Linked DNA regions of Homo sapiens: regions 2 and 3 are each linked to region 1. The links are chromatin loops, found by intact Hi-C in ENCODE. Cell type or tissue: mammary epithelial cell. All regions are shown on one strand.

Region 1 (8,000 bases):
GCTGCTCCCTCCAAAGGTCAGAGGCAAATTGGTGACCAAGTGAATGTACCAGAGCGGGCAATGGCATTACATGACTGCTAACAGAAACATGGCAACAACCATTTCTTCTCCAAGGAACATAAATAGAAGATGTGCAGACCGGCAGGGGCTAGTGGCAGGGGGCTGGCTGTGCATTGGTTTTGATGCCTCTCAGCTTTGGCAGCCCCAAGGCTGGGGCCCAAAAAAAAACGAGGGCTGATGAGGTGACCTGGAGTGAGGGCGGTGCTTCGCCACCCCTCAGGAACCATACTTCAGCGGCTCTGCCTCTGCACATTGCTCACCAACACACAGGGTAGAAAACCACTAGCTCTTCCTGGAGAGAACAGAACATGCAGCCTCCACCACGTCCCCAGAAACAGCCGCAGACTTGAGCTCACTACATCAAGAACACCACACCGCGCTCCAAGGAACAGCTACAAGCACAGAGACAGAGGCATACAGAGACAAAGAGAGAAAGAGACGCAACATGGCAGCAGACACTGCTTTTTTTATTAAACATTAAAAAAAAGGTCAAAATCCAAGCAAACTTGAACCCGAGAATGTACACAGAAGTAGGAAACACAGAGAACAGAGCTGTCCCAGCCAGCCAGCGAGCGATGCTCTTTTCGGAGAACGTTTCATAGACGGAAGTAGATTCCATGGGCCTCCAAGACAATAGGATCCTCTCTCCATTCCTCGCCATATGGGTTTTGTTTTTTAAGTCATTTGGTTTGGGGAGGGCCTTGTTTTTTTTCTGTTTTGATATTTTTATTTTTTCTGCAGTCACCGGCTGCCAACATAATCTGCACCAACTGGAGATCAGAAACCAAAAAAAAAAAAAAAAATTTTAACCACAACAAAAAAAAAATCAAAAAAACCAAAACAGACCTAAAACCAGACAGCCAAACAGCTCAGAGGCACACAGTTACCTGCTGCCGGGTAACCAGGCGCGCTCCCAAGGCCAAAAGCGCGAGCGTAGTGGGGCCACTGGCACACCTCATACCAGGAGACACGCACACGGAGCGCTACACAGCCAGAAGCACCGCACCACCGCACTGCAGCACATATGTGAGGAGGTGACAACATGGAGGGACACTACCCACTTCATACACCTTTATTTCCACTTTTCTGATATCTTCTGAGGACAGAACATCTGTGAGCCATTTTTGATTTAATCAAAATATTGACTTTTAAAACAATTCTTTAAAAAAATTGTAGCGGATGTGTACCGTGACTTGTATTTATGACTGTAAAACCATGTGATGCAGGGTCGCAGTGTATGTTTGATGGGACGCCATCTTTCAGAACTGTGCTAACTCACTGTTGAAGCGTCCAATGGTAAGAGAAAATACAGATTTGTTTTTTGTGACAAATGGACATTGTACTCTGTACTTCTGCTGTAAGTAGTCCTTTTCCATTTTGTAATGACTGGTAACAAAACCCAGGCCGGGTGGCAGGAAAGGGCAGTGGTTTCGAGCCCTGGGTTTTGGAGTCAGCCAGACCTGGGTTCAAATATGGCTCAGCCACTGTCTTGCTTTGTGACTTTGGGCCAAAGTGTCTTTTAACTGCTCAGTTAAAAGTTAACAACTCAGTCTTCTTATCTGTAAAATGGGGCTGAAATATCAGAACCTACCTCATAGGGTTGTTGTGAGGAATTTCAGAAGCTGTGATGTCTGTAAAGCGCTTAGCCCAGTGCCTGCCACTTAAGCGCTAAGTTAAAGGCAGTGATTACGAACTGCTGGGGTCGGGGTGGATCTGCGCCATTGCTGGGTGTGGGAATGTCGATGCCTTGTACATGATTGCTTATTTGAACTGATTCTGCTGTTGCCCTGCTTGTCAGCTACAGTCAGTCCCTCTTGGGCTGGCGGGACTGGGAGGGAGGGGGGACTGGGATTAAGAAAGAAGGGATCTAACAGAGACAGTCTGGAGCTCCTAGAACTTTGGGGGCTTTGGGGGTCAAACTTGCTTGCTTCCCTCTGGGGTTATTTTCCTCTTAATCTACTCTCCCTTCATTGGGAGTCACTTTAGAAAGCTGCTTTTGGCCCGCCATAATATATCAGCTTCTGTAGCAGCTGCACATTCCCCAGAGGGCCTGGGAGCTGGGCTTTCTCCCAGGGCCAGGGTAGGTGAGAGCACAGAATCTGGCCTTGTCCTTCACAGAACAAGGCCAGCCCTTTGGTATGAGCAGGGGAAGGAGAGTGGGCACCAGCTTTGAGGCTCGGGCTTCATGCCCGCCGTAGGTCAGATCACAAAAGGAGGCCCCACAGCCCTCGAGGAAGGGAGGGCTTGCAGTTGGCAGGAGCTGGGGGCTCAGATCAGCCTGTGCAGTCAGGAGGGAGGGAGAGACCCCAATTTCTGAGTGAGACTCCTAACTGTTTTCTCTCTCCACAGGTGACCCTGGCAGCAACCCCAACAAACGCCAGAGGCAGCCCCCTCTCCTGGGAGATCACCCCGCAGAATATGGTGAGGGCAGGGGGTTCCCCTCCGTGGACTCCCGTGGCTCATGTGCCCCTGCCCGCCGCCCGCCGTGCAAATTCTCACCCGTCCTCCCTCTCTTTCCTTCCCACCCCCCAGGAGGGCCCCACGGTGGGTACCACAGCCATTACCATGATGAGGGCTACGGGCCCCCCCCACCTCACTACGAAGGGAGAAGGATGGGTCCACCAGTGGGGGGTCACCGTCGGGGCCCAAGTCGCTACGGCCCCCAGTATGGGCACCCCCCACCCCCTCCCCCACCACCCGAGTATGGCCCTCACGCCGACAGCCCTGTGCTCATGGTCTATGGCTTGGATCAATCTAAGATGAACTGTGACCGAGTCTTCAATGTCTTCTGCTTATATGGCAATGTGGAGAAGGTGAGCTGCTGCCGGGCCCCCTGGGTTCCTCGCTGAGCCTCGTATCTTGCCAGTCAGCACGGGAAAGAACCAGGGGGGAGCCTGGTGTGGCGCTGGGCGGGCAGACGCCAATGAGTGACTCAGTGAGCTCAGGCAGCCTGCTTGCAGACGGGTTTTGTTTGGTCCTCACTGTATGTGGGTGTTGTGTTTTTGAATTACCAATGTTTAAAAAAAAGATTTTATCACATAAAAGTACTAATACCAGTACATGAACATAGAGATTTATAAAACATAAAAATGAATCCATTATAGTGAAACACCATCGTTTAAGGATTTCCTCCTGAAAACTTAAGACCTGGCAACACCGGGCCTTCTGCCTTCCCATGGGACAGTTGACTGGGGCTAGCGGTGGCTGAGTGTCTACCTGAGACCAGGCGGCATTTTGCTTAACATTAAACCCGTCTGGGTCTTGGGGGCCTTTGTGCAGCTCATGACTTGGCCCATTACTTAGAGTAGTTCGTAACACAGGTGAAGTGTTGTTAGTTACCAGGCACTGTTAAAGATGCTTTACATGTAGTGACCTGTGTAATTTCTCACATTAATCCTTAATGAGATGGACAGGGGAAGTGGAGGACGGGGCTTAAATAACGCGCCCAGGTTCACATAGCCTTTATGTGAAGCAGGACTCAGAGCCAGACTGCCTGGCTCCAGAGCCGGCACTGCTCTGTTGTAACCCAGCTGAAGGAGTATTTTACCTTGTGACTGTAGACACAGCCATCCATAGATCACACACGTCTGTGTGTAACAGACAAAATGGTGAAAATGGCTGATTTGATTTCTGATTCCTGTACAGTTTTCTGTCATGCTTCACTAAATGATTTACTGGTGGGTTATGTCCCACAGTTAAAAACATGGCCCAGGCTCTGCTTCTCACTATGGGTTGAGCACTTGGTGTGGGCCAGGCATGTTTTTCTAGTGGTCCCGATTAACTGTGAGGACATGGGAGGCCAGAGCAGGGGTTATTATCACTAACTTGGGAGGGGCAGGAGAGGGGACCCTGGCAGCTGGACAGAGGTGCTGACTGCAGCTACTCTCCCCAAGGTGAAATTCATGAAAAGCAAGCCGGGGGCCGCCATGGTGGAGATGGCTGATGGCTACGCTGTAGACCGGGCCATTACCCACCTCAACAACAACTTCATGTTTGGGCAGAAGCTGAATGTCTGGTAGGTGCTCAGGCTCGGGAGGGCAGCAGAGGTACAGGGGAGAGAAAAGGAGGGGAATGGGGCCCAGCAGAGGAGCACAGTGAGGCCGAGGTGTTGACTCACACAGAAATGGGATGTGGCAGGTGTGTTCCCAGACGTGTCTCTGACACCACAGGAGAAAGTGAGTCAGCCTTGCCTCAGGTGTAGAGCAATGCCCCAAGGCACACAGGGCAAGCTAAGCCTCTGGAGGCCACAGGGGAAAGCTTCAGGGACAACTTTGGGTATGACAAAGGCTCCCCTTTCTTCCTTGCTGCAGTGTCTCCAAGCAGCCAGCCATCATGCCTGGTCAGTCATACGGGTTGGAAGACGGGTCTTGCAGTTACAAAGACTTCAGTGAATCCCGGAACAATCGGTTCTCCACCCCAGAGCAGGCAGCCAAGAACCGCATCCAGCACCCCAGCAACGTGCTGCACTTCTTCAACGCCCCGCTGGAGGTGACCGAGGAGAACTTCTTTGAGGTGTGTGCCGTGGAGCTGCGCAGGCAGTCGGGTCCTTGCCACGGCCGTCTGAGTAGGCCATTCATTTCAGTCTTTTCTGCAAATAGCTGTTGAACTCCTGTCCTGCCTGGCCCTGGGTTGAGTGCTAGGGACACAGCAGAGGCCAGGACAGATAGGAATCTGTGCTCTCAAACTGGACAGGGTGAGAATGGCACCAAGTTTCTAGCAACACCATTTGCCGCGTTCCTTCCTTTTACATTTTTGGCAAGCAGGGCAACTGCTCGTTTGCTGGGAAAGCTGCTTCACAGGCCCAGTGATGAGGGCCCAATTTCACAAGAACCGCATTGGCGTAGGCTTCGGGTGCCATCACCCTGATACCATCAGAAGGTGGGGCCCTGTAAAGCTCAGTCAGGGGGAACTGAGGCAGCGGAAGGGAGGAGGAACTCAAGTGGATCTGGCTGTGGTCTGAAATGTTGACCTTGCATTCAGCAAACAGTGTTCAGCAAACAGCCGGGTGCAGATATCCACATAGCTGTTGAAGTTGGGAACGAAAAAGCAGCTTCCCAGTCTCAGGCAACTTAATAATTAAAGAGCATTGTTGCTGGCCTTTTTATGACACAGGGATGCCTTAGGGTATGTGATAAAATCTACAAGCCTTTTCTCCTGAAAACTTCAAGTACTGAGTCATGCAGGGCCTGGTCTGCTTGAATCCTGTGTGGCGGCCCTTTTGTTTCAGAGTTCATTTACTACCTGTTTTCTTTTGCAGATCTGCGATGAGCTGGGAGTGAAGCGGCCATCTTCTGTGAAAGTATTCTCAGGCAAAAGTGAGTCGAGTGTGCCCACCTCCTTGCCCTAATTGCATGGTGGTTGGTGGGCAGCTGCCTAGTTCCTATTGGGTGAGTCTAAAACCTTTACTTTTCCCCTTGGTTTGCAATCAGGTGAGCGCAGCTCCTCTGGACTGCTGGAGTGGGAATCCAAGAGCGATGCCCTGGAGACTCTGGGCTTCCTGAACCATTACCAGATGAAAAACCCAAGTGAGTATCTGTGTGTCCTGCAGGCATCAACCTGGTGACCTAATGGGTTGGCTGGCTTCAGGCCAGGGATGTCCTTCCTGCCCTTGAGATAGGACCCCGGGATCTTCGCACTGTTGGTGACACAGGCAGGTGGGACCTGCTCATCAGGAGAGCAGCCTGTGCTCCTCTTGGGAGAGCCAGCCTGACTGCCTGCTGCCACTCACTCTGCCAGCTTGGGAGTTGCTCAGGCTTGTCCTCCAGGGAGGTGGCATTCTCTTCTTTGCATCAGAGACTGGCTTAGGTAGGAAAGCCACTCTGTTACCTAGGAAAGAGGCAACACTATCCAGCAGGTAAAACTTGCCCACCCAGTTGCTGGGAGAGGCCCATTGCCTTGGGCTGGCGAAGGAGATAGGAATGGGATTCTCTATGGGAATGAAGGAAGAGAAGGAGAAACGCCGTGCATAATTGGTAATTGGCTCATCTTGAAGCCTCACGTTGGGCAGTCACTCCTTAGACCCCTGCCGTTGACCTGCAGAAAATGGGAGATGGGTACAAACTTGAGGGGACCTGGGTTTGGGGAGCCTCCAAAGACGGGAACCAACCAAACTTGTCTCTCCTTTGCAGATGGTCCATACCCTTACACTCTGAAGTTGTGTTTCTCCACTGCTCAGCACGCCTCCTAATTAGGTGCCTAGGAAGAGTCCCATCTGAGCAGGAAGACATTTCTCTTTCCTTTATGCCATTTTTTGTTTTTGTTATTTGCAAAAGATCTTGTATTCCTTTTTTTTTTTTTTTTTTTTTTTTTTAAATGCTAGGTTTGTAGAGGCTTACTTAACCTTAATGGAAACGCTGGAAATCTGCAGGGGGAGGGAGAGGGGAACTGTTATCTCCCAAGATTAACCTTCACTTTTAAAAAATTATTGTACATGTGATTTTTTTTTTTCCTGTTCATACATTTGTGCTGCCCATGTACTCTTGGCACATTTCAATAAAATTGTTTGGAAAATAAACACAGCACTTGCTGGGATTCCAGGATGTCTGCTTTTCTCCCTCTCTGTCCTGAAGACACAGGCAGGCCTGAGCACAGTCACAGGCCCTCTGGAGGCATACAGAGACCCAAGAGGAGCAGGGTGGGCTGCAGACTGAGAATGGTGCTAGCAATTGAGTCTTTGAGGAAAATCCATCAGGCTTAGTGGCATTCTTACTGGGCCCTGCCCGAGCAAGCTCTATCAGGCCCAGTGGGTCATCACACCTATAATTCCAGCAATCTGGGGAGGCCAAGGTGGGGCACATACTTTGAGCTCAGGAGTTGAAGACCAGCCTGGGCAGCATGGTGAAACGTCACTACAAAAAGGTGGGTTTGGTGGAACACCTGTAGTCCCAGCTACTCGGGAGGCTGAGGCAGGTGGGTCAGTTGAGCCTAGGAGGTTAACAGTGCAGTGATCACATCACTGCACTCCAACCTGGGTGACAATGAGACCCTATCTCAAAAAAAAAAAGGTTTCCAGCCTTGCCATCATGGTGAAACCCTGTCTCTACTAAAAATACAAAAATCAGCCGGGCATAGTGGCGCATGCCAGTAGTCCCAGCTACCTAGCAGGCTGAGGTGGATCACCCCAACCCTGGAGGGTGATGCTGCAGTGAACTGTGATGGGGTCATTGCACCCCAGCCTGGGCAACAGGGTGTCAAAAAAACCCAAAACCTTTGTGTTCTGTATCATTTCAGAGTGACTTGTCTTTACCCTTGCAGTATCATTGTGTGGATGTGTCATGATTTAACCTGGTCCCAAAGGGTAGTTTCCAGGTCTATTTTTGCTATTGCAAACAGCGCTGTAACACGTATCTACACAAGTATCTTGGCCAGCTTCCCTGATACTGATCAGGAGATAAATTCCTGCCAGTGGAATTGCTGGGTTAAAGGATATATATAGCTGGATGTAGTGGCCCATGCCTGTAATCCCAGCACTTTGGGAAGCCAAGGCAGGCAGATCACTTAAGGCCGGGAGTTTTGAGACCTGGGCAACATGGCAAAACCCTGTCTACAAAAAATAAGAAAGTGGGCCGGGCATGGTGGCTCACGCCTGTAATCCCAGCACTTTGGGAGGCCGAGGTGAGCGGAACACTTACGGTCAGGAGTTCGAGACCAGCCTGGCCAACATGGTGAAACCCTGTCTCTACTAAAAAAATAAAAATTAGCCGGGCATGGTGGCACGTTCCTGTAGTCACAGCTACTCAGGAGGCTGAGGCAGGAGAATCGCTGGAACCCAGGAGGCAGAGGTTGCAGTGAGCCGAGATTGTGCCATTGCACTCCAGCCTGAGTGACGAGAGTGAAACTCCGTCTCGAGAAAAAAATATATAGAAAAATGATGTGGGCATGGTGGCACACACTGTGCCTATAGTCCCAGCTACTCATGGGGGCTGAAGCAGGAGGATCAC
Region 2 (8,000 bases), 280 kb after region 1:
GGTGCCCGCCACCACACCTGGCTAATTTTTTGTATTTTTAGTGAGATAGGGTTTCATCATGTTGGCCAGGCTGGTCTCGAACTCCTGTCCTCAGGTGATCCACCCGCCTCGGCCTCCCAAAGTGCAGGGGTGACAGGTGTGTGCCACCGCGCCCAGCCATAACACTCTTTATCTGTTATCCTGCTAATGGAAATGTAGGTTGCTTCCAGATTTGTATTTTGTTTTTGTTTTTTTTTTCTGAGACAGGGTCTCACTCTTTCACCCAGGCTGGAGTGGTGCAGTGGCACGATCTCAGCTCATTGCAGCCTCCACCTCCCAGGGTCAAATGAGTCTCGTGCTTCAGCCTCCTGAGTAGCTAGGACTACAGGTGCATGCCACTGTGCCTGGTGAATTTTTGTATTTTTTTGTAGACGGGGTTTTGCCATGTTGCCCAGGCTTGTCCCAAACTCCTGAACTCAGGTGATTTGCCCTCCTCCGCCTCCCAAAGTGTTGGGATTACAAGCATAAATCACCAAGTTCACCCACAGATTTCTTTCAGACAACACTTTTCTTGAACATTCTTGTGCTGATTGCCCATGCATTTTTGCAAGAGGTTCTCTAGAGCAGCATAAAATGTTCTTGACCGCACTCACTCAACCATAAGAATACATTTTACAATGTGACTCAAAAAAAAAAAAAAAGGTTTCATGACATAATTCTGACCTTTGCTGTGTAGCACACTCTGCAGTGTTCTATTTTATTTCTAAAGATGCTGGTCACGAGTTACGCATTGCTAAATTAATTTCATTACCTCCAGACGGGTAGCAACATGCAGTGTGAGAAATGTTGCTCTGGGGTATGAACAGAAGCAAAATTTTCTGGCTCTCAAAAGTGCTTTGTAAAAACCCCAGAACTTTGCAAAATGCTTTCTAAATGAGTAACATGCTTTGCAAATCATGAAGGGCTCTAGAAACCACAGAGCATGGAGACATAATCACACCGGAACCCCTCACCTTCTGCCCTCACCTCGTCTGCTTGCCTACCCCTCTATCATGAGCAGTGTGACACTGTCTGTCTCAAAAATCCACCTCTGGCCAGGTGTGGTGGCTCATGCCTGTAATCCCAGGACTTTGGGAGGCCGAGGCGGGTGGATCACCTGAGGTCAGGAGTTCGAGACCAGCCTGGACAACATGGTGAAACCCCGTCTCTACTAAAAATACAAAAATTAGTTAGGCATGATGGTGCGTGCCTGTAATCCCAGCTACTTGAGAGGCTGAAGCAGGAGAATGGCTTGAACCTGGGAGGCGGATGTTGCAGTGAGCCAAGATTGTGCCATTGCACCTAGCCTGGGCAATAAGAGCGAGACCCTGTCTCAAAAAAAAAAAAAAAAAAAAAAAGAAGCCCACCTCTCCACAGGCGCCTGGGACACTATCACCTCCATTCACTCCTAGACTTTGCTCTTGTGATTTGCTGATCTCTCTGTGTCATCATTCATTGCCCATCCCTTTATTTATTTATTTACTTACTTACTTATTGAGACGGAGTCTTGCTCTGTCTTGCCCAGGCTAGAGTGCAGTGGCACGATCTTGGCTCACTGCAGCCTCCGCCTCCTGGGTTCAAGTGATTCTCCTGTCTCAGCCTCCTGAGTAGCTGGGACTACAGGCGTGTGCCACCACACTGGCTAATTCTGTATTTTTAGTAGAGACAGGGTTTCGCCATGTTGGCCAGGCTGGCCTTGAACTCCTGACCTCAGGTGATCTGCCTGCCTGGGCCTCCCAAAGTGCTAGGATTACAGGTGTGAGCCACCACACCTGGACTATTTTTTTAAAAAATTATTTTTATTTTTTGAGACAGAGTCTTGCTCTGTCACCCAGGCTGGAGTGCAGTGGCGTGATCTTGGCTCACTGAAACCTCTGCCTCCAGGGTTCAAGCGATTCTCCTGCCTCAGTCTTCTGAGTAGCTGAGATTACAGGCATGTGCTACCACGCCAAGCTAATTTTTGTATTTTTAGTAGAGATGGGGTTTCGCCATGTTGGCCAGGCTGGTCTTGAACTCCTGATCTCAAGTGATCTGCCCGCCTTGGCCTCCCAAAGTGTTAGGATTACAGGCATGAGCCAGGCCTTTTTATTTTTCATTTTTGTGGGTACATAGTAGTTGTATTTATTTATGGGGTAGATGAACTATTTTGATATAGGCATGCAATACGTACTCACATCAGGGTTAATGCGTTATCCATTCCCTCTGGCATTTATCCTTTCTTTGTGTTACAGTCTACTTATAGTCTTTTAGTTGTTTTACTTTATTATTAATTTTTTGAGACAAAGTCTGTCTCTACTACCTAGGCTGGAGTGTAATGGAGTGATCATGGCTTGCCATAGCCTCGACCTCCTGGGCTCAAGTGATCCTCCCGTCTTAGCCTTCCAAGTTGGGACCACAGGCATGCACCACCATACCCAGCTAATTTTTTAAACAGTTTTTTTGTAGAGACAAGGTCTCATTATGTTTTCTAGGCTGGTCTTGAACTCCTGGGCTCAAGCGATCCTCCCACCTCAGCCTCCCAAAGTATCGAGATTACAGGCATGAGTCATCGTGCCTGGCTAGTATTTTATTTTATTTTATATTTTATTGTATTATTTTATTTTATTTTTGAGAGAGTCTCACTCTGTTGCCCATGCTGGAGTGCAGTGGTGCAATCTCGGCTCACTGCAACCTCCGCCTCCCGGGTTCAAGCGATTCTCCTGCCTCAGCCTCCCGAGTAGCTGGGAATACAGGCATGCACCACCATGCCTAGCTAATTTTTGTATTTTTATTTCTTTTTTTTGAGACAGAATTTCGCTCTTGTCACCCAGGCTGGAGTGCAATGACGCGATCTTGGCTCACAGCAACCTCCCCCTCCTGGGTTCAAGTGATTCTCTTGCCTCAGCCTCCCAAGTAGCTGGGACTTCAGGCATAGGCCACCATGCCTAGCTAATTTTTGTATTTTTTGTAGGGACAGGGTTTGGTTTCGCCATGTTGCCCAGGCTGCTCTCTGTCCCTCTTGTTCCCATTTTTCAGCCTTTCCATTTACTGTCCCCTTTGCCTGGGACACCACAGCCTCGCTGAGTCATATGGTATCTTTCAACTCTCAGCTTCGCTGTCCCCTCCTGCAGAAGGCCTTCCGCCACCAGCCGGTTTACAGGGCTTACCACACCCTGCTCACTCCCACACCCTTCAGACCACAGATTATAACCTGCAATTACTTCGTGTATTTCGTTATTTGCATCTGCCCCTTCCCACTGGACTATCAGCCCCCACAGTGGGCTCTCTGTTTTGTTCACTGCTGTACCTTCAGGACCAGGGCAGTGCCTGACACACAGTAGGTACTCATACTCATTTGTCAAGTGAAGGAAGCATCATGAAAACTAAGAGGCTGGGCGCCGTGGCTCATGCCTATAATCCCAGCACTTTGGGAGGCTGAGGCAGGAGAATCGCTTGAACCTGGGAGGCGGAGGTTGCAGTGAGCCGAGAGCATGCCACTGCACTCCAGCCTGGGTGACAGAATGAGACTCTGTCACAAAAAAAAAAAAAAAAAAAAGAAATGAGACTATCGCCATTTTGCAATCTCTAATGAATGAATATGTCTGAGTGTTGAGCAGAAACAGCTGCTGGCATCTGGAAAGGAGGTGCCTCCTGGTGGAGGTATACAGTAGCCCCACATAGGAAGGTTCTGGCTAAAAAACTCCTTACACCCAAATCTGAATCTGCTCGAACTTTGGCTGAGTCCCACTTTGGAGGAAACCCAGGGGACACAGGAACACATGAAATGACACCACAAGGACGCATTGGTCAGGTCCAGACTATGGGAAGCTCTACAACTAGGACAGCACTATCCACTGATAGACTTAGTGTGAAAAAAGAATGAAAAATGTCGAGCTAATCATTTTTTAGATTGATTATGGCCAGGCACAGTGGCTCTTGCCTGTAATCCCAGCACCTTGGGTGGCTGAGGAGGGTGGATTGCTTGAGCACAGGAGTTTGAGACCAGCCTGGGCAACATGGCAAGACCCCATCTCTATAAATAAATAAACAGGATTGATTCCATGTTGAAATAATATCCTGAGTGTACTAGATTATGTGTAGTGTTTCATTTTACTTTTTTTTTTTTTTAACAGAGTCTTGCTCAGTTGCCCAGGTTGAAGTACAGTGCCATGAACATGGCTCACTGCAGCATTAACCTCCAAGGTTCAAGAGATCCTCCTGCCTCAGCCTCCCCAGTAACTGGGACTACAGATATGCACTACTACACCTGGTTATTTTTTAAAGTTTTTATAGAGATAGGGTTTTGCTGTGTTACGCAGGCTGGCTCAAACTCCTGGCCTCAAGTGATCCTCCCGCCTTGGCCTCCCAAAGTGCTGGGATTACAGGCACGAGCCACCATGCCGGTCCTCTTTTTACTTTTTAAAAAACATGGCTATTAGAAAATTTAAAATTATGGTGACTCACGCCTGTAATCCCAGCACTTTCGGAGGGTGAGGAGGGCAGATCACTTTAGGCCAGGAGTTTGAGACTACCCTGGCCAACATGGCGAAACCTTGTCTCTACTAAAAATACAAAAATTAGCCAGGTGTGGTGGCGCATGCCTGTAATCCCAGCTACTCAGGAGGCTGAGGCAGGAGAATCACTTGAACCTGACAGGTGGAGGTTACAGTGAGCTGAGATTGCCCCACTGCACTCCAGCCTGGACAACAGAGTGAGACCCTGTCTCAAAAAAAAGAAGAAAATTTAAAAATATACATATTGCTCATATTGTATTTCTGTTGGACAGTAAAGATCTGCAGGACTGGATCTCCAGGAGATAAATTGCAAGGAAAAAGAAAAGATAATAGAGGGGAAGCAAGAGATGAAAGATGATTTTAAAAAGTATCAGCCAATTGCAATGGGTGGCCCTTGTTTGGATTCTGATTTAAAGAAGCTACAAAAAATCCTGATAGTTACATGAAAGTTATGAGATTTGGAAATTTGCACACTCACTAGATATTTGATGATTTAAAGGACTGTGACTTTTTTATTTGTACTGTTTTATTTTGGGTTAGGAGTGATGACATTGTGGTTTGTTAAATAAAAGGAACGTCTTTTAAGGCCACACACACATACACACACACGTGCGCACACACACATGCATTTTTTTTTTTTTTTTTTTGAGGCAGGGTCTCACTCTGTTGCTCAGGCTGGAGTGGAGTGCAGTGGTGTGTTCAGGACTCACTGCGACCTCAACTTCTCGGTCCTCCCACCTCAGCCTCGCAAGTAGCTAGGACTACAGGCATGTGCCACCACACTCGGCTAATTTTTTGTATTTTTAGTGGAGACAGGGTTTCGCCATGTTGCCCAGGCTCTTCTCAAACACCTGGACTCAAACAGTCCACTCTCTTGGACCTCCCAAAGTACTGGGATTACAGGCGTGACCCACCGTGTCTGGCCAAGACCATATATATTTTATGATACCATTTATATGCAGTGTTCAGAATAGGCAAATCTATAGAGGCAGAAAGATCAGTGGTTACCGGGGGCTGGGGTGGGGGAAGTGGGAAATGACTGCTAATGGGTATGGGGTTCGTTTTCAAAGGATGATTAAAATGTTCTAAAATTAGATTGCAGGGATGGCTTCATAATTCTGTGAACACACTATAAACCACTGAACTGTACATTTTAAATGGGTGGATTTTATGGTATGTACATTCTATTTCAGTAAAGACACTTTAAAAAGGAAGTGTTTTAATTAAGAGACAAATAAAATTTGCAGATAGGAAAACAATGAAGATAACCTCAAGACTGTTTACTGACCAGGAATAAATCAGTAACCTAAAATGTGGTTTCTGTTGGGTGAGGTGACTCATTCCTGTAATCCCAGCGCTTTGGGAGGCTGAGGCAGGAGGATCCCTTAAACCCAGGAGTTCAAGACCAGCCTGGGCAACATAGGGAGACCTCATCTCTGTTAATATAATTAAACATTTAAATAAATAAATAAATAAAATGTGATTTCAAACACCAGAAAGGGCCTTCCAAGCTATAGTAGATGTTTTGAAATCTACAAAGTACTTCATCAATGAAGATGTGATTTGTAAACTGTCAAGAACTCTGGCAACCATGAAGAACTTGGGAAATTATAGAACAATGCTACTTATTTTTTTTTTCTTTTGAGACTGAGTCTTGTTCTGTCGCCCAGGCAGGAGTGCAGTGGCGCAATCTCAGCTCACTGCAACCTCTAACTCCCGGGTTCAAGCAATTCTCTGCCTCAGCCTCCCAAGCAGCTGGGATTACAGGTGCATGCCACCATGCCCGCTATTTTTTCGTATTTTTAGTAGAGATGGGGTTTCACCGTGTTGGTCAGGCTGGTCTCGAACTCCTGACCTCAGGTGATCCACATGCCTCAGCCTCTCAAAGTGTAGCAAGAGTAATTGTTATAGCCAGCATTGCTTTAGGCCCAAATACTACAGCCTTCCTCAGCACATTTCCCTCCATCTGCTGGAACTCTGCAGTAAAACATGTACAAATGTAAAATGTCTGTGGTATAAATGACATCCTTGTGCAGTGCACAATGGGTGCAACTATCCATGACAGCCCTGACTGCAACATGGGTTGTATAGCAAAACATTGGGAATAAAGCCAGTGTCCATCAACAAGGAATAGCAAATAAACCATAATATACACACAGCGTGGAATATTGGACACCTGTAAAAAAGAATGACGACACTTCCTATATCTCCAGAATATGTTATTAAATAATGCAGACCAGTGATGTTATACCTATTATGTACAAAACGAGAAAAACAAAAATATCTGTTTGTATTTTCATTTAAAAAATGATGGAAGGATACAAAAGAAACTAACGAAAGGGCTTTACCATGGTAGATGTGGGGAAGAGTGGATTGGAAAAGAGCAGGAGTAAGACTTCTCACTTCACGCCTTGCTGTATTTTGATAAATGTTTTTTTGAGACAAAGTCTTGTGCTCTGTTGCCCAGGCTGGAGTGCAGTGGTACAATCATGGTTCACTGCAGCCTTGACCTTCTGGGCTCAAAGGATCCTCCCAGCTCAGTCAGCCTCCAGAGGAGCTGGGACTACAGGTGCACACCTCCACATCCAGCTAATTTTTTGATTTTTTTTTTTTTAGCAATGGGGTCTTGCTATATTGTCCAGGCTGGTCTTGAACTCCTGGCCTCAAGCAATCCTCCTGCCTTGGCCTCCTAAAGTGCTGGAATTACTGGTGTGAGCCACAGCACCTGGCTATATTTTGATTTTTTTTTTTTTTTTTTTGATATGGAGTCACACTCTGTCACCCAGGCTGGAGTGCAGTGGCGTGATCTCAGCTCACTGCAATCTCTGCCTCCCAGGCTCAAGGGATTCTCCTGCCTTAGCCTCCTGAGTAGCCGGGATTACAGGCACCTGCCACCATGCTTGGCTAATTTCTGTATTTTTAGTAGAGATGGGGAGGTTCGCCATGTTGCCCAGGCTGGTCTTGAACTTCTGACCTCAAGTGATCTGCCTGCCTTGGCCTCCCAAAGTGTTGAGATTACAGGCGTGAGCCACTGTGCCCAGCCTATATTTTGATTTTTAAAATCGTGAGTAATTATATATTCAAAAAATAAAATGAATACACTTTTCCCAGTTGCAGATTATAACTTTGTGTAACAGATGTTGAGCTGTAAAATGTCAGGTAGGTGACATTAAACCCTGTGATCTGTGCAGCCCCAGTCAGGAGAGATCATTACTCATTTTCAATTGTGAATCATGTGTACTTTAGCTCCTGCAAATGCTTTTTGCTTCTCTTGTAGCCACCCCAGACTCTCTCCCTAAACCTGCCAGGCTCGAGAGTAGGGCTGAGACCCCCAGCCAGGGCCCAGCCCCCAGGAAGTGCTCACTGACTATCGATTAGACCAGATTAACAGATGAATCTGAAGGCAGTGTACTCTGAGGCCAGACCGCCTGAGGTCTAACCCTAACCTTGTCACTTATTAAGATGGGTGACCTTAAGCATGTCCGTTTA
Region 3 (8,000 bases), 320 kb after region 1:
CTGATGCCACCTCCGGCCTCTGACACAGGCCCCAAACTCCGTTCCCAGCCCGACTCCCAAACAGCATCTCCAACCTAGCAGCTGCCATTTGACCCCAGCCTGACCCTAACCTTGGATATAGTCCCTGAACACTGATCCCAGCCATAGCCCCTAACCTGAACCTAAGACCCAGTCCCTATCCTGTGACCCCAGCCTGGCACAAATCCCTGACCTCTGACCCCCAACAACAGACGCCTCACCTGTTACCTAACTTTTTTTTTTTTTTTGAGACAGAGTTTCACTCTTGTCACCCAGACTGGAGTGCAATGGCGCAATCTTGGCTCACTGCAACCTCTGCCTCCCGAGTTCAAGCGATTTTCCTGCCTCAGCCCCGAGTAGCTGGGATTACAGGCGTCTGCCACCACACCCAGCTAACTTTTGTATTTTTGGTAGAGATGGGGTTTCACCATGTTGGCCAGGCTGGTCTCGAACTCCTGACCTCAGGAGATCCACCCGCCTCGGCCTCCCATAGTGCTGGGATTACAGGCGTGAGCCACTGCACCTGGCCTGTTACCTCACCCTTAACTAGCATGACCCCTGACCCCAATCTTTAACCTCTGACCTGGCCCATACCCAGAGTCTTACCTCACTATGTGATTTCTGGCTATGACCCCAAGGTTGTGAATGGGCTTCTTACCCCAGCCTCTGGCCCCTTACCCTGGCCTCTGATCCCAGCTCCTGATTTCTAGGTTGACCCTGATCTACAACCTGTTTCCTTACACAAATATTTCTTTTTTTTTTTTTTTTTTTTTTAAATAATAGAGACGAGGTTTCACCATGTTGCCCAGGCTAGTCTTGAACTCCTGGTCTCAAGTGATCCACCCACCTTGGCCTCTCAAAGTGCTGGGATTACAGGCATGAGCCATTGTGCCTGGCCCTGACATGAAACTTCTGAATCAGGAAACCTAACGCTTTGAGGATCCATTTCTTCCTTCCTTCCTTCCTGCCTTCCTTCCTTCTTTCCTTCCCTTTTATTCCCTCCCTCTCTCACTCCATCCTTCCTTCTTTCTTTCCTTTTGTTTTGTTTGTTTGTTTTGAGAGAGTATCTCACTCTGTCACCCAGGCTGGAGTACAGTGGTGCAATCACAGCTCACTGCAGCCTCCAACTCCTGGGCTCAAGAGATCCTCCTGCCTCAGCCTCCCAAGTAGCTGGGACTATAAGCATGTGCCACCACACCTGGCTAATTAAAAAAAAGTTTTGTTTTGTTTTTTAAAGAGATGGGGTCGTGCTATGTTACCTAGGCTGGTCGCAAATGGCTGGCCTCAACTGATCCTCCCAAAGTGTTGGTGTTACAGCTGTGAGCCACGGTGCCCAGCTGACCCCTGGTCTTTTGATGCTGAAAAAACCTACACTCTGACTCCTCCCAACTCCGAGGGGACCATGGGTCTCCCTTTCAGACCATCTGCCAAGGGAGCCCAGGCTGCTGACCCACCCCTCAGAGGCCCAGTGCCCCCCGACCCACCAGCCAGCCGCTTCATCCAGGAGGCCTCGTCAATGCCCAGGTTGTTGACGATGATTCTCAGGATATTCCCCAGCAGGGAGTTGAGGTGGTCAGAGGTGACAGCTGTGCAGGGTGGGGGGGCGCCGGCGGGCAGGGCGGAAGGGGGTGCCTCGGGCCCGCGCTCCCACCATCGGGGCAGGTAGCTGCATAGCATGGGCAGCGTGATCTCGATGACATGCGGCATCTCTGTGTAGCGGGCACCTGACTCGGCCAGCCCCCCAATGTCTGCCATGAGCCGCTCCAGCACCGGGATGTCGGGACACATCTCCTCCACACTGTTGGGGAGCCCCAGGACTGGGGTACAGGGACGGGGGCAGGGAATGTCAAGCCATCACCCCCAGACCTCAGTGCCCTGGCCTCCCCCGCAATACATCAGACACCATTGAATTGCCACCCCCCTTAAACAGTCTCCCAAACCCTATTCTTCCCATCTCACCCTCCAACCCAACTACCTCTCCCAACCCTCACATTGAAACTCAGTGGCCCCGCAAACACTTCACACCCCCGAGCCTGTCTGCTCCCTAAAATCTCACCCCTAGAAACCTTCCCTCCTAAAATCTCCCACATCCCAAGCCCATTCCCCTCACCCCTGCTGTACAGCATACTCCAAAAGAGACCTTTTCCAACCCCACCCTGTCTCCCCGCCTTGTCTCTCTGAATCCCACACCCGGTTCAGTCCCTTGAAACCGACAACCTGTCACTTGCTCACTTGCTGACTCTGGGCCAGGTGCCATTCTGGGAGAACAGCTGACCAAGAAGACAAGTTTCCTGCCTTGGAGCGTATATTTCCCCCAGGTCCACACCTCATTCTAGCCTCTGGACCCAGGACTCAGGGGATTTTTGTCTGTTTTATCTGTTCACTGCTGAACCTCAGGTGACTAGGACAGCGCCTCATACATAGTAACTGCTCGATACATATTTGCTGAATGAATGAATGAACCCTGCCTTCCCTCAATCCTCTTATGCTCAAATACCCCTCACCCTATGTCTCCAAGCTTGATGATGCCCTCAAATGTCACCATCACTAAAATAAATTCCATAGCTCCAAATTCCATGGATGGGGTTTTGCTATGTTGCCCAGGTTGGTCTTGAACTCCTGGACTCAAGCAATCCTCCTACCTTGGCCTCCCAAAGTACTGGGATTACAGGCGTGACCCACTGCGCCTGGCCACCAAGTGCTACTTTTCTTAACTTTTATCAATAGATTCTGTTTTCAAAAATCAAATTAATCTCTAAATTCTCCCCATGTAACGGCCTTGAAATGCCCCCGAACCATAAACTCTGGGGTTCCTGAATGTGTGGCACTCCCAACCTGGGGAATCCTCAGCCGCTCACAGCCCAGCCCAGCCACACTACCCCCAAATTAGGGTCTCCCCAAGGCCCTGTGCTGGGGAGATTTGGACTCCCAGCACTGCTCCCGCCCCACACAGCTTACTGGCCCGCTCCCGCGGAGACTTGGTGGTGTACACGGAGCAGGCGTTGTACTCGTTCAGCTGCGGCTCCAGGAACGCCACCGGCATGGCTGCTGCCAGACGGGCCAGGCACTCCCCGAGGGCTGGCCGAAGCCTGGAAGACGGGGCTGTGTTTAGCTGCCACGTGTCCCCCTCTTTGGGGTCCTGGGTCCCAGCCCCATCTCCATAGAAACGGCTCCTCCCAGAACCCTTTGGGACAGAGCTGCCATTCATCCATGTGTGCCACTTGTTTTGTTTTTTAAGACAGGGTCTCGCTCTGTTACTCAGGCTGCAGTGCAGTGGCCTGATCTTGGCTCACAGCAACCTCACATTCCTGGGTTCAAGTGATCCTCCCACCTCAGCCTCCTGAGTCGCTGGGATTACAGGCACACACCATACCATGCCTAGCTAGTTTTAAAAAAAGTCGTTTTTGTAGAGATGCAGTCTCCCTATGCTGCTCAGGCTGGAGCTCAAGCGATCCCCCCATCTCAGCCTTAGGAGTAGGTGGATTTACAGGCACCAGCGCCACTACACCACACCACACCAGGCTAATTAAAAAAAATTTTTTTTTGTAGAGATGGAGTCTCACTATGTTGCCCAGGCTGGTCTCAAACTCCTGAGCTCAAGTGATCTTCCCGCCTCAGCCTCCCAAAGTGCTCACAGGTGTGAGCCACCGCGCACCGCTGGTGTCACTTGAAATCTGAATAACTTCAGAGCTGGTGGAAACAGCCGCAGCCTCGCTCTTGCTGTATCAGTAATCTCAGCTCAGAAGCGGTCACATGGCCACTGCCAGGGGCCCTCCCCAGTGACCCCAGTGTTGCGTGGCTCCTGTGTGCAGCCCCCGTGGTCTGCGCCTCCCTTTCTTCCCCAGCGAGGCCTGCCTGCTTCACAGCCCCAGACCTGGCGGCTCTACCTCCGTGGCTGACCTGTCCCTGAGCGCCCTCACGCGGCCGCCGTGGGGAACCGCGGCTGCCGCCGTGTGCGGGAAAATTCTTAACATCTACCCTGCTTTTCACCCACCCCATCTTCTTCCCCTGCTCCCTCCCTTCCCCTCCAGCCCCACCCAGCCCCAAACGATGGCTCCCTCTCCTTACTTTTCCACATAAGTGTTCTTGGTGGTTCCCAGGGAGTAGATACTGCACAGCGTTCGGTAGCAAGAGACCTGGACGTCGTCCACTGAGGGAGACAGGGGGCGAGGCTGCGGCATGCGCTCACAAGACAAGCCCTCCCCACCCCACCTCCCTTGTCTCAAATAGGCCCATGCAGTGGGGAAGAGCAAGCAGATGTACAGCCAGCCTTCCATGTACGAGTCTTGTGACTTGAGCAAGTTACCAACTCTCTCTCAGCCTCAGCTTCCCTACCTGTAACATGGGGATAGTTATAGTACCTTCCTCACGGGGTGGTCGTGAGTATCAAATGAGTTACTACTTGGAAAGCCACTAGAACGGGGCACACAGTAGGCACTCAATAAAGGCTAGATGTTGTTTCTTCCGTGGAGAGGACTCATGGCCCTCTATAATGAAAGTGAGGGGTACTTCCTCCAGAAAAATGCAAACAGAACTGCAATATTGCTGCAATTTTAGGCTATCTTTTTCATTTTATTTAAAATGTATATATTTTTAGGGTTGGCGCAGAGGCTCATGCCTGTAATCCCAGCACTTTGGAGGCTGAGGTGGACGGATCACCTGAGGTCAGGAGTTCGAGACCAGCCTGGGCAACATGGTGAAACCCCATCTCTACTAAAAATACAAAAATTATCTGAGTGTGTTGGTGAATGCCTGTAATCCCAGCTACTCGGGGGGCTGAGGCAGGAGAATCACTTGAACCCGGGAGGCAGAGGTTGCAGTGAGCTGAGATTGCGCCACTGCACTCCAGCCTGGGTGACAGACCGAGACTCTGTCTCAAAAAAAAAAAAAAAATTAAAAAAAAATTTTTTTAGAGATGGGGTCTCAGTATGTTGCCCAGGCTGATCTCAAACTCCTGGTCTCAAGTGATTTGCCCACCTCGGCCTCCCAAAGTGCTGGGATTACAGGTGCGAGCCACTGTGCCCAGACCAATTTTAGGTTAACCACATGCCCTCCAGAAGGCCAAGTTAAGAAGCTCATCATGAGGCAAAAAGAGGGCGGGGCTATTCTAGACTTTAAAGACACTACAGAGACACAACCACCAAATGCAGCAGGAGAAACTTGACTGGATTCTGAATTTCTTTTAAAAAAATCAAAGACATTTTGTGGGTAATGAGGGAAATTTAAATATGGTTAGGTTAGGTATGATAATGATACCGTGGTTACACAAGAGAAGGTTCCTATTCTAGGAAAGCCAGCTGATGAACATTAAGGGATGAGGTTACCCTGGTGTGTGCAACTTACACCCAAAAGTTCAACAAAAAAAACTAAATACTTTCAACCATACAGTGAAGGGTAGGCACACAGGGCAAATTGTTAACAATTTTCTTTTTTTTTTTTTGAGATGGAGTCTTGCTCTGTCGCCCAAGCTGGAGTGCAGTGGTGCAATCTCAGCTCACTGCAACCTCCACCTCCCAGATTCAAGCAGTTCTTGTGCCTCAGCCTCCCAAGTAGCTGGGACTACAGGCGTGAGCCACCATGCCCCGCCAACAATTTTCTTCTTTCTACCTTCCTGTATGTTTTGAAAATTTCAAAATACAAAGTTGGATGGGAGAAGAACCCTATCCAGGTGCTACTTTTCTTTTCTTCTTTTTTTTAAGATGGGGTTTTGCTATGTTGCCCAGGTTGGTCTTGAAATCCTGGGCTCAAGAGATCTTCCTACCTTGGCCTCCCAAAGTGCTGGAATTACAGATATGAGTCACTGTGGCTGGCCACCAACTGCTACTTTTCTTTTCTTTTTGAGATGGAGTCTCGCTCTGTTGCCCAGGCTGGCGTGCAATGGCACGATCTTGGTGCACTGCAACCTTCGCCTCCTGGGTTCAAGCAATTCTCCTGCCTCAGCCTCCCAGGTAGCTAGGATTATAGGCGACCACCACCATGCCCGGCTAATTTTTGTATTTTAGTAGAGACAAGGTTTCATCATGTTGGCCAGGCTGGTCTTGAACTCCTGAGCTCAGGTGATCTGTCCGCCTTGGCCTCCCAAAGTGCTGGGATTACAGGCGTGAGCCACTGCGCTCGGCCAAGTGCTACTTTTCCTAACCTTTATCAATAGACTCTCTTTTTTAACATCAAGGACCCTATTTTATTATTTATTTATTTTAGAGACAGAATTTTGCTCTGTTGTCCAGGCTGGAGTGCAGTGGTATGATCATAGCTCATTGCAGCCTCCAACTCTTGGACTCAAGTGATCCTCCCTTGTCAGCCTCCCCAGTAGCTGGGATTACAGGCATGTGCCTCCATGCCTGGCTAATCTTTAAATTTTTCTTTTTTTTTTTAGTAGAGACAGGGTCTCGCTATGTTGCCCAAGCTGGTCTTGAACTCCTGAGCTCAAGCGGTCCTCCTGCCTCAGCCTCCCAAAGTGCTGGAATTACAGGTGTGAGTCACTGCGCCAGTCCACTTAGGGTCTTTTGTTAGAGCTGCTGAGCTCGCGTCCTCATTAACTCATTTGCCACCTGCCAAGGTACTGACTGCATGCTTTGCTTACAGCAAGAAATCCACACATTCAAACACCCAGGGACTCTCACAGGCACCCGGATGGGTGGTGTTGGCCACACTGACTCCCCGCAACCTGCCCTTGGGTCAGGCGCCCTTACGGATGACGTCATCTCCGAACTGGTGCTGGGCGATGTGCTGGAAGAGGGTGGTGAGGACCGGCAGCAGTGCCACAGTGGTGTAGGTGAGGTTCTGGCCCACGCCTTTCACCTGGGTGCGCGCCTGCGACACCTTGCCCAGCCGCAGGTTCTCCACCATCTTCTCGATGTCCTCCGAGGCACTCTCGAAGAAGGAGCGGAGGCCAGCCTTCACGATCTCAGGGCCTGACTTCATCACTGTCCTAGAAGGGCAGCGGGGGAACATCAGCTCTGGAATCGGAGAGTCTAGGAGACCAGGGGTTGGGGTGGGGGCCCGATGATGGTGGGAGTGGGCGCCACTGCCTATGGCCCTACCTGGCATCCAGGGAGCGGGCCAGGATGTGAAGACAGTTGACCACAGCTGGGGCGTCTGTCCCTGGGAGAGGAAGATGGGCCGGGGGGATGCCATGGCTAAGAGGACAGAGGACAGTGCCTCCCTCTACATCCACCCCAACCGCTCTCTTCCTGAGGCTACCTGCGGGCTAAGTTGGAATGCTACTGCACCCCCACCCCCCCAGACTCCTACAGCGCCTCCAAATGTCCCTCCTCCCCAGCCCAACCACTCTCCTGGCCTTCCTCCTGCCCAGCCCTGACCCCACTGGGCTGTCCTTGTCTGGAGATAGGTCTGTCTCTCCCACTGGCCTGGGAGCTCCATTGAGGGCAGGCCCAGGGCATCTCAGTCACTGCCCTACCCCCCGGATACCTGGTCCATGTCTCCAGGTCCAGGGGAAGAAAACAACAAAGGTTGTTCAAATTAAGGCAGAACCTGGGAGCTATTTCTTCAGGGTGGGGAAGAGAAAGATTAGGGAGGAAGACCGAAGGTGTGGAGCCACTTACCAAAGAGAGAGACTCGGTGGCGGACGAGAGCAGCAAGTTTGCAGAAGAGGCTGAAGAAAGAGAAAGGGACAGAAGGCAGGAGAAACAGCGAGTGAGGAGGCCAAGGAGACGAGGACAGCGTGACCCAATTAGAGGAGACAGGGACAGAGAAGACAAGGAGAGAGGAACCAGGAGGGGGTCCAAATGATGGAGACAGGAGGGATGGGAAGGGGCAGAGAGATGGGCAAGCTGGAATGTCACAGGCAGTAACTGGGATGCTGGGGAGGTGAGGGGTGAGTCAGCCTTTCTTATTATTCTTTGTTTGTTTATTTTTTTTAGACAGGGTCTTGCTCTGTCACCCAGGCTGGAGTACAGTGGCACGATCCCAGCTCCCTGCAGCCTCCAACTCCTGGGTTCAAGTGATCCTCCCGCCTCAGC

What was found. Peaks named below come from ENCODE experiments on the same cell type or tissue, not always from the same donor. Only the 100,000 strongest peaks of a DNase experiment are listed, where the experiment ranks them.
Region 2: a loop joins it to region 1, with 5 times the contacts of the local background. A loop is called at or near these places in 4 of 110 quality-filtered maps.
Region 3: a loop joins it to region 1, with 9 times the contacts of the local background. A loop is called at or near these places in 3 of 110 quality-filtered maps.

What each region holds. Positions count from the first base shown.
Region 1 is chr19:38,834,969-38,842,968 of GRCh38, reverse strand. It overlaps HNRNPL (heterogeneous nuclear ribonucleoprotein L), which reads left to right. Exons shown (of 13, transcript NM_001533.3): 7 at 2,410-2,481; 8 at 2,593-2,873; 9 at 3,954-4,075; 10 at 4,371-4,572; 11 at 5,318-5,375; 12 at 5,490-5,585; 13 at 6,189-6,599. The coding sequence ends at 6,247. LOC124904712 (a long non-coding RNA gene) reads right to left here. Exons shown (of 2, transcript XR_007067252.1): 2 at 3,118-6,093. Among named protein-coding and RNA genes, the nearest start is that of ECH1, 7.2 kb to the right of the region's middle. RefSeq lists enhancers at 1-58, 141-220. In mammary epithelial cell, CTCF peaks have their summits at 4,096 and 4,569; DNase peaks (open chromatin) are centred at 4,188, 5,208 and 7,378; H3K27ac peaks cover 3,522 bases.
Region 2 is chr19:38,552,605-38,560,604 of GRCh38, reverse strand. The region is part of intron 89 of RYR1 (ryanodine receptor 1); the gene reads right to left. Among named protein-coding and RNA genes, the nearest start is that of MAP4K1-AS1, 40 kb to the left of the region's middle. RefSeq lists an enhancer at 3,124-3,313. In mammary epithelial cell, a CTCF peak has its summit at 3,646 (motif pointing left); a DNase peak (open chromatin) is centred at 814; H3K27ac peaks cover 1,167 bases.
Region 3 is chr19:38,511,194-38,519,193 of GRCh38, reverse strand. It overlaps RYR1 (ryanodine receptor 1), which reads right to left. Exons shown (of 106, transcript NM_000540.3): 61 at 7,584-7,633; 62 at 7,062-7,122; 63 at 6,711-6,949; 64 at 4,087-4,168; 65 at 2,977-3,107; 66 at 1,503-1,835. Among named protein-coding and RNA genes, the nearest start is that of MAP4K1-AS1, 81 kb to the left of the region's middle. RefSeq lists enhancers at 5,717-5,806, 5,817-5,866. In mammary epithelial cell, a CTCF peak has its summit at 3,954 (motif pointing left); no DNase peak of the experiment used is centred here; H3K4me3 peaks cover 185 bases.